2 separate regions of the Homo sapiens genome follow, and region 2 is linked to region 1. A link is a contact called in ENCODE Hi-C or POLR2A ChIA-PET data. All regions are on one chromosome and are shown on one strand. Each heading gives the region's core, a stretch centred on a gene start or an enhancer-like site at or near the end of the contact. The rest is flanking DNA. Distances are from core to core; before and after follow the strand shown.

What was found. A loop is a pair of places that touch in the nucleus more often than their neighbours do. ChIA-PET counts read pairs that join two places held with the same protein, here RNA polymerase II (POLR2A).
Region 2: a map of HL-60/S4 shows a loop between it and region 1 (2.7-fold over the local background). The contact joins the promoter of LRRC3-DT here to the enhancer-like site in region 1. A Hi-C loop is called at or near these places in 7 of 168 maps with a recorded cell type or tissue (GM12878, HL-60/S4, heart left ventricle and 1 more). POLR2A ChIA-PET finds 5 or more read pairs at or near these places in 2 of 52 experiments (K562 and activated B cell).

What each region holds. Positions count from the first base shown.
Region 1 is chr21:44,374,205-44,377,879 of GRCh38, forward strand. TRPM2 (transient receptor potential cation channel subfamily M member 2) reads left to right here. Exons shown (of 32, transcript NM_003307.4): 6 at 1,629-1,809; 7 at 3,508-3,569. Among named protein-coding and RNA genes, the nearest start is that of TRPM2, 22 kb to the left of the region's middle. RefSeq lists enhancers at 3,126-3,625, 3,626-3,675. Within about 2 kb of position 1,652, at least 3 of the 41 ENCODE cell types and tissues checked have a DNase peak (open chromatin) inside an H3K27ac peak, as active enhancers do.
Region 2 is chr21:44,453,215-44,456,889 of GRCh38, forward strand. LRRC3-DT (LRRC3 divergent transcript) reads right to left here and starts at 2,070. Exons shown (of 4, transcript NR_047476.1): 1 at 2,030-2,070; 2 at 1,763-1,838. LRRC3 (leucine rich repeat containing 3) reads left to right here and starts at 2,296. Exons shown (of 2, transcript NM_030891.6): 1 at 2,296-2,441; 2 at 3,284-3,675. The coding sequence starts at 3,431. RefSeq lists an enhancer at 1,293-1,793 and silencers at 1,957-2,136, 2,225-2,654.

The DNA.
Region 1 (3,675 bases), core at 402-2,901:
TTCACCATGTTGGCCAGGCTGGTCTCGAACTCCTGACCTCAACTGATCTGCCCACCTTGGCCTCCCAAAGTGCTGGGATTCCAGGCGTGAGCCACCGTGCCTGGCCCGTATATATATTTTCTAAGGCAGCGGTCCCCAGCCTTTTTGGCACCAGGAACTGGTTTCGTGGAAGAGAGTTTTTCCACAGATGGGGGCGGGGTGGTAAGCGGTTGGTTTGGGGATGATTCAAGCACGTTACGTTTATTGTGCACTTTATTTCTATTATTACATTGTAATATATAATGCAGTAATCATACAGCTCACCATAATGTAGGATCAGTGGGAGCCCTGAGCTTGTTTTCCTGCAGCTAGACGGTCCCATCATCTGGGGGTGATGGGGGACAGTGACAGATCATTAGGCATTAGATTTTCGTAAGGGGAGTACAACCTAGGTCCCTCGCATGCACAGTTCACAGTAAGGTTAGTATTCCCATGAGAATCTAATGCCGCGGATCTGACAGGAGGTGGAGCTCGGACAGTCACACACACGATGGGGAGCGGCTGTAAATAGGGATGAAGCTTCGCTCGTTCACCCACCACCCACCTCCTGCTGTGAGCAGCCCAGATCCTCACAGGCCACAGACCATTACCAGTCCATGGCCCAGGGGGTGGGGGACCCCTGCTCTAGGGCAACAAAGCCCTCTCTGCCCTGCTCCTCACTTCCTTCTGAGCCCTTACTGCGAGTTGTTTTTTTTCTGAGACAGGGTCTCACTGTTGCCCAGGCTGGAGTATGTTGGTGCGATCCTCAGCCTTGACCTCCCGGGCTCAAGTGATCTTCCCATCTCAGCCTCCCAAGTAGCTGGGACTACAGGTGTGCACCACCATGCCCGGCTAATTTTTTCATTTTTGTAGACATGAGATCCGCTATGTCGTCCAGGCTGGTCTCGAACTCCAGGGCTCAGGTGATCCTCCCGCCTTGGCCTCCCAAAGTGCTGGGATTCCAGGCGTGAGCCACCGCGCCCGTCTCCGCAAGGCCTTTAATACCACATTCCCACCAACATTCTCTTCAAGGACGTTGAGACGTTTTCCATTCATGGTGCTTCTAAATCCTCCCGTCGTCTCCCCATTGCCGGTTTCAATGCCACTTCCACATTTTTAGGTGTTTGTTGCAGCAGCAGCCCACTTCCTCACCCCAGACCTGTATCCGTTTCCTGTGGCTGCCGTAACAAATGGCCTCAAGCCTGAAACAGCAGCATTGTGGTCTCTCACGTGTCTGGAGGACAGAACTCTGAAGTCAGGGTCACACGTCTGTTTCCCCGCCTCCTCCACTCCTGGGGGGTCCGGCTTTCTCCACTTGTGGCTATGTCACTTGCCCCTGCCTCTGTGGTCCCTCGGCCTCCTCTCCTGTGTGTGTCCCCCACCACCTCTCTCCTGTAAGGACACCTGTGATGGTATTTTGGGCCCACTCGGATCATCCAAGTTAATCTCATGTTTCGATCACATGTGCAAAGTCGCTTTCTCCAATAAGGCCACGTCCACAGATTCCAGGGACTGGGACCTGGTCTCTGTGAGGGCCGGTGTTCAGCCTGCTCGCGTTAGAGAGGCAGAGCTTTCCAGAAGCAGTGTCTGACGCTTCCTGGCCATCCCAGGGCAGCTTCCCCGCCGAGTACATACTGGATGAGGATGGCCAAGGGAACCTGACCTGCCTAGACAGCAACCACTCTCACTTCATCCTCGTGGACGACGGGACCCACGGCCAGTACGGGGTGGAGATTCCTCTGAGGACCAGGCTGGAGAAGTTCATATCGGAGCAGACCAAGGAAAGAGGAGGTAGGGGAGCTTGCTTTCGAGGGTGATTGGGCAGAGAGCACAGTGGGCTGGTCAGAGTGTCAGGTACAGCTGGTCACGACCAGGACGTTCAACAGGCCTGGCGTTTGGCAGAGAGTGCAGTGGGCTGGTCAGAGTGTCAGGTACAGCTGGTCACAGGTCATTCGTGGCACTCGGCAGAGAGCGCGGTGAGCTGGTCAGACTGTCAGGTACAGCTGGTCACAACCAGGATGTTCATGGTACTCGGAACGTCCTCAGAACACACCTGGGTTTCTTTCCCGTGTCTCTTTATACTTTGTTCCAGGAGGGTCATCTTCTCTTGCCCATTTTAGCCAGTGGGAGGGCGGTCTGGGGGGCTGGCAGCTCACCTGTGTGCTCGCAGGTAATGGGCCAACCTACATTTTTTTTGGGACAGGGTCTGGAGCGCAGTGGTGTGATCTCAGCTCACTGTAGCCTCGAACTTCTGGGCTCAAGGGATCCTCCCATCACCCTCCCAAAGTGCTGGGATTACAAGCTTGAACCACTGTGCCTGGCCCTACAATTATTTTAAACCTTGATCATGGTCTGCTCTCAGGTTCAGAAATCAGAATGTACGATAGTCAAAACTTAGGATTTGATACCTTTTTCCTCATAGGTGGGATGGGATGGGTTTGAGGACGTCGGGAGGTCAAGTGCGGGGTTTTGCATATCACTTGAGGAGGGTTCAAAGAGGAGATGGTGAACGGGAGGTGTCTGACCTGTGGCTGGGTGGGCTGGGGTCCCTTGCAGGGTTCCTTGTGCATCGAACTCCCCTGGAGGGTTCCTCACCAGCTTGTGGGCCCCAGCCCCAGGGTCCAACTCAGCAGCTCCAGGTGGGCTGAGAACTTGCATTAGGAGCACGTTCCCTGGTGAGGGCGATGCTGCAGTTCAGGGACCAGGGACCACACTTTGAGAACCCTGCTTGACTAGTAGGAGCACGTTCCCTGGTGAGGACGATGCTGCAGTTCAGGGACCAGGGACCACACTTTGAGAACCTGCTTGACTAGTAGGAGCACGTTCCCTGGTGAGGGCGATGCTGCAGTTCAGGGACCACACTTTGAGAACCTGCTTGACTAGGACATCTGGGGTGGGATGTGTGGGTGAGTGTGTGAAGACGATGGGCCCATGGGGGGCTCACAGACAGAGTTTGCTGCCTGGGGAAAGGGGTTGCCAAGTCCTTCTCAGGCTCCACTGCTGTTGGGCTGGATGAAGTTCAGGGTGGGGCTGGGCGGATGGACACAGGATGGACGTGCCGCATGCTGCTCGCATCCACGCGTGGCAGGTTGTGCCACCTGCTTGGGGCCTCAGCTCTGATTGTCCATAGCCCCTCTCCCTCCCTCCCAAGAAAGCAGGCAGGGGTGGATGGGAAGCAAGCGAGCGGGGAAGTGTGGGTGGCGGGGGGCTCTTGAGTCTGCTCATTGATGTGGAACAGGCAGGTCCCCTGGGAATGTGGAGCTTTGACTTTAAACGGCGACTCAGCACTGGCAAGAGGCCTCCCAGCAGGTGCTTCAGTGTGTGGTTAGGCTGGAGCCAGCAGGGGGCAGGGGAGAGTGCCCTCAGTGCAGGGTCTTGCCCCCCACCTCTGTCCCCTCACTCGGCTCCATGCTTTGTTCAGGTGTGGCCCTCACTCGGCTCCGTGCTTTGTTTAGGTGTGGCCCTCACTCGGCTGTGTGCTTTTTCTAGGTGTGGCCATCAAGATCCCCATCGTGTGCGTGGTGCTGGAGGGCGGCCCGGGCACGTTGCACGTGAGTATGGCCAGGTGGGAGGGGGCATGTGTGGGCCCGTCCTGCTGCAGGCAGATGACTGTCCAAAAGTGCTTGTCTCAGAACTCAAGACTGTTGGCAAGAGGGC
Region 2 (3,675 bases), core at 820-3,319, 79 kb after region 1:
AAACCAAAAAGCTATTTCTTTGAGAAGATCAATACAATTGATAAACTGCTATCTGATTGTTCAGTTAAAAAAAAAGCCACAATTGCCAGTATCAGAAATGAGAAAGATGACATCACCTCATACTTCACAGATGTTGAAAGGATAAAGGAATATTATGAACAACTTTATGCTAATAAATTCAACAACTTATATGCGATGGGCAATTTCTTGAGCGATACAAACTACATACATTCAGTCAAGAATAAAATAAACTCAGCAGTTGTATATCCATTAAATAATTCAACCACATATAAAAATGATAATACATCATGACCACGTGGGCTTTATCCCAAGAACACAAGATTGATTTAACACTTTAAAATCAATCATTATACTCTATCATATTAATAGATCATCACGCAAAAAGATTCTCAATAGATGCAGAAAAAACAAAATCCAACTTTCATTCCTGATTAAAAAGACTCTCAGCAAACAAGAGAAAGGATAGTCTTTTCAACAGTCTGGAAAAAACTGATTATCCACATACACAAAAAATAAACATTGAATCATATCTCATACTATAAACCCAAATAAACTTAAAATAGGTAATAGACCCAAATGCAAACCTTTAAAACTCTAAAACCCTTGTGACTTTGGGTGAGGCAAAGATTTCTTATATATGACACCAAAAGCAGGATCCATAAAAGAAAAACATAAATTGGATTTCCTCAAAATTAAAAAATTCTGCTCTTTGAAAAACTGTTAAGAGAATGAACACACAATCCAAAGGCTTGGAGAAAGCATTTACAGATCACATATCTGATAAAGGACTTGTATCCAGAATATGCAACAAACTCCCAAACTCAATAATAAGAAAATAAACAACCCAATTAAAAGTGAGTAAAAGATTTGAACTCAACGCTTACTACAGGAGATGGAGAATAAACAGATGAAATGATGCTCAACATCATTGGCCAACAGGGAAACGCAAATTAAAACCACAGTTCCATCTATCACCACACACCTATTAGAGTATTTGAAATTAAAAAGACAAACCATACCAAGTGCTGGGGAGGATGTGGAATGTAAAACCATACAATCGCTTTGGCAGTTTCTTAAAAAGTTTCACATATGGCTACCGTGGCATCCAGCCACTCCACTCCTAGACATCTATTCAAGAGAAAGAAAAGCATTCATCCAAAGACTTGTGCACAATGTTCGGATCAGCTTTATCTGTAAGAGCCAACACCAGAAACAACCCAAATGCCCACCAGCAGGTGAATGGACACAAACTGTGGTACATTCATACACTGGAGTACCATGCAGCTGTAAAAGAAATACGCATTGACAAACCAAATGACGCAGGCAAATCTCAAAAATAATTGTGCTGAGTGAAAGAAGCTACACAAAAAGTACATATTATATGATTCCATTTGTGCAAATCATAGGAAATGCAAAGTAATCAGTAGTGACAGAATGCAGATCAGTGCTTGCCTGGGGATGAGGGAGGGCAGGGAGAGATGACCAAGAGGGAACCCGGGGTGTTCACTATGCTGATTGTGGTGATGGTTTCACAGGAGTATCCGAGTGTTAAAACGTACCAAATTGAAATATGTGGCTTACCGTCTGTCAATTACACCACAATAAGGCTACTTTTTGAAAACCATGAGGATGGCTCAGGTCCGGCTCAAATGCCCCCACCCTGCGTTCCTTCCTTGGGATGTCAGACGCTGGAGCTGGAGCAGAAGGGGACCTAGATGGGCGGAGATCTAGCCCTACTCACCCACTGGCCACGGGGTAGGCGAGGGACGCTCAGCAGGGGCTTCCCGCAGACCCAGGGTCTTCAAGCCCCAGAAGTCCTGATGCCAGAGGGAAGAGGGGATTTGCCCAGAGTGAGGGGCAGGGGCTGGACCCACAGCCCCTCCCGGCGCGCAGACCCCGCCCCCACCCATAACCACGCCCTCAGCCCCCACCACCTCGTCCTCAGCCCCACAACCACGCCCCCAGCATGCCACAATTACTCCCACAACCCGCCCACAGCCCCTGCGACCTGGGTCTTAGTACCAGCTCCATCTAAAGCCGCACCACCGGCCCCTCCCATGCCCCTCCCATGCCCCTCCCCCATCTCTTCCAGGCCCCGCCCTGCCGCAGAACCCGCCCTCAAGCCCCGCCCCCGCCTAACCACAAATCCCGTTCCGGTCTCCTTACATGCCCCGCCCCTTCCCCGCCCCCGCGGGGAATCGACACAGCCTGTCTCCGCCTTTCGCCCCGCCCCCTCCAGGCCCCGCCCCACCCCGCCCCTCGCCCGCGCAGGCCGGAGTCGCGGCCTCCCCAGCTAGTGGTCGCGGGCGCGGTCGCAGGGGCAGCGGGGTGGCCGCCGCGCCAGGCGTGGAGCTGGGTCTGGCGGGCTCCGAGAGGCCCGGGAGCGGCGCGCAGAGCAGCCTCCGGCCGCCGCCGCGCAGGTAAAGCCCCCGCCCAGCCCTGGGAGCGTGGATTCCCACCCACCCCATGACCATCCCCCCGCCGCGAGTGCTGGGGTCTCGGGGGTCCCAGGTTCCGGGGGTCCTAGGGCCGGAGGGTCTAAAGGCTGGAGGTCCTGGGGGTCCGAGCCTCTCCCGGCCGGCTCCGCGCGCGGCCCCGCCGTCCACGCCCAGCGCGGGCCGCGCGCACAGGGCTTGGCTTCTCTGTTTTCTCGGTTTCCTTCTTCAGGCAGTTGAAAGAAAAGGCGCGGTTCTGTGCCCGGTGCGAGCCGCGGCTCCTTTAGGGCTGGCAGGGAAGGGCTTGCTGGGTTATGACAGTTTTTAGGGGTTGTCGGAGTCAGCCAGGCGTTGGCTGCTGGAGTAGCCCCTGGCGCGCGAGCGCCCGCTGGTGCCCGGCCACGTGCCCAGCTTGACCCGCGCTCCAGGTTCGGGAGAAGCTGCAGCCGTCACCGTCCTCCTGGCGTCCACCCTGAGGAGGGAGGGGCTGGGTGGTCCAAGCCGCCGCCACTCCGCCGCCCGGCCTTTGGTCCCCAGCGGTGCTGTAGGTGGCCAGGGGTGGCCGCAGTGACCACCCACTGGGCCATGCGGAGCCCCCTGGCAGTGCCAGCTCCCTGCACTTGTGGGACGCTCCTCCCGGGCGCATTGGGAGTCTCCAGAAGTAAGTTACAGGCAGAGCTGTTTAAGGAGGCGTGCTCCCCACCCCAGACCCTTCAGTGGGCCCTCAACACCCTCCCCACCAGTGGACGCGTTTCCCAGGTGACCGCAGCCGGCAGTGCTGACCACCCTCCCTCCCTCTCCGCTCCCTCCTGCGTCTTCCCTTTCAGAGCTGCCAGAGTGGACTGCACTGCTTCTCCCAGCGGGGCAGGATGGCGGTTTCATGTCTGGTTGGATAAGGCCTTGCCTGCGGAAACCAGCTCCATCCCCAGGCCCTAGCAGAGGCTCGCGTGTCCCCGTCCCCAGGTCAGGTCAGGATGGGCACCGTGCGCCCACCTCGCCCCTCGCTCCTGCTGGTCTCCACCCGGGAGTCTTGTCTCTTCCTCCTCTTCTGCCTGCACCTGGGCGCCGCCTGCCCACAGCCCTGCCGGTGCCCTGACCACGCAGGGGCTGTGGCTGTCTTCTGCAGCTTGCGGGGCCTTCAGGAGGTCCCCGAGGACATCCCGGCCAACACCGTGCTCCTGAAGCTCGATGCCAACAAGATCTCCCACCTCCCGGACGG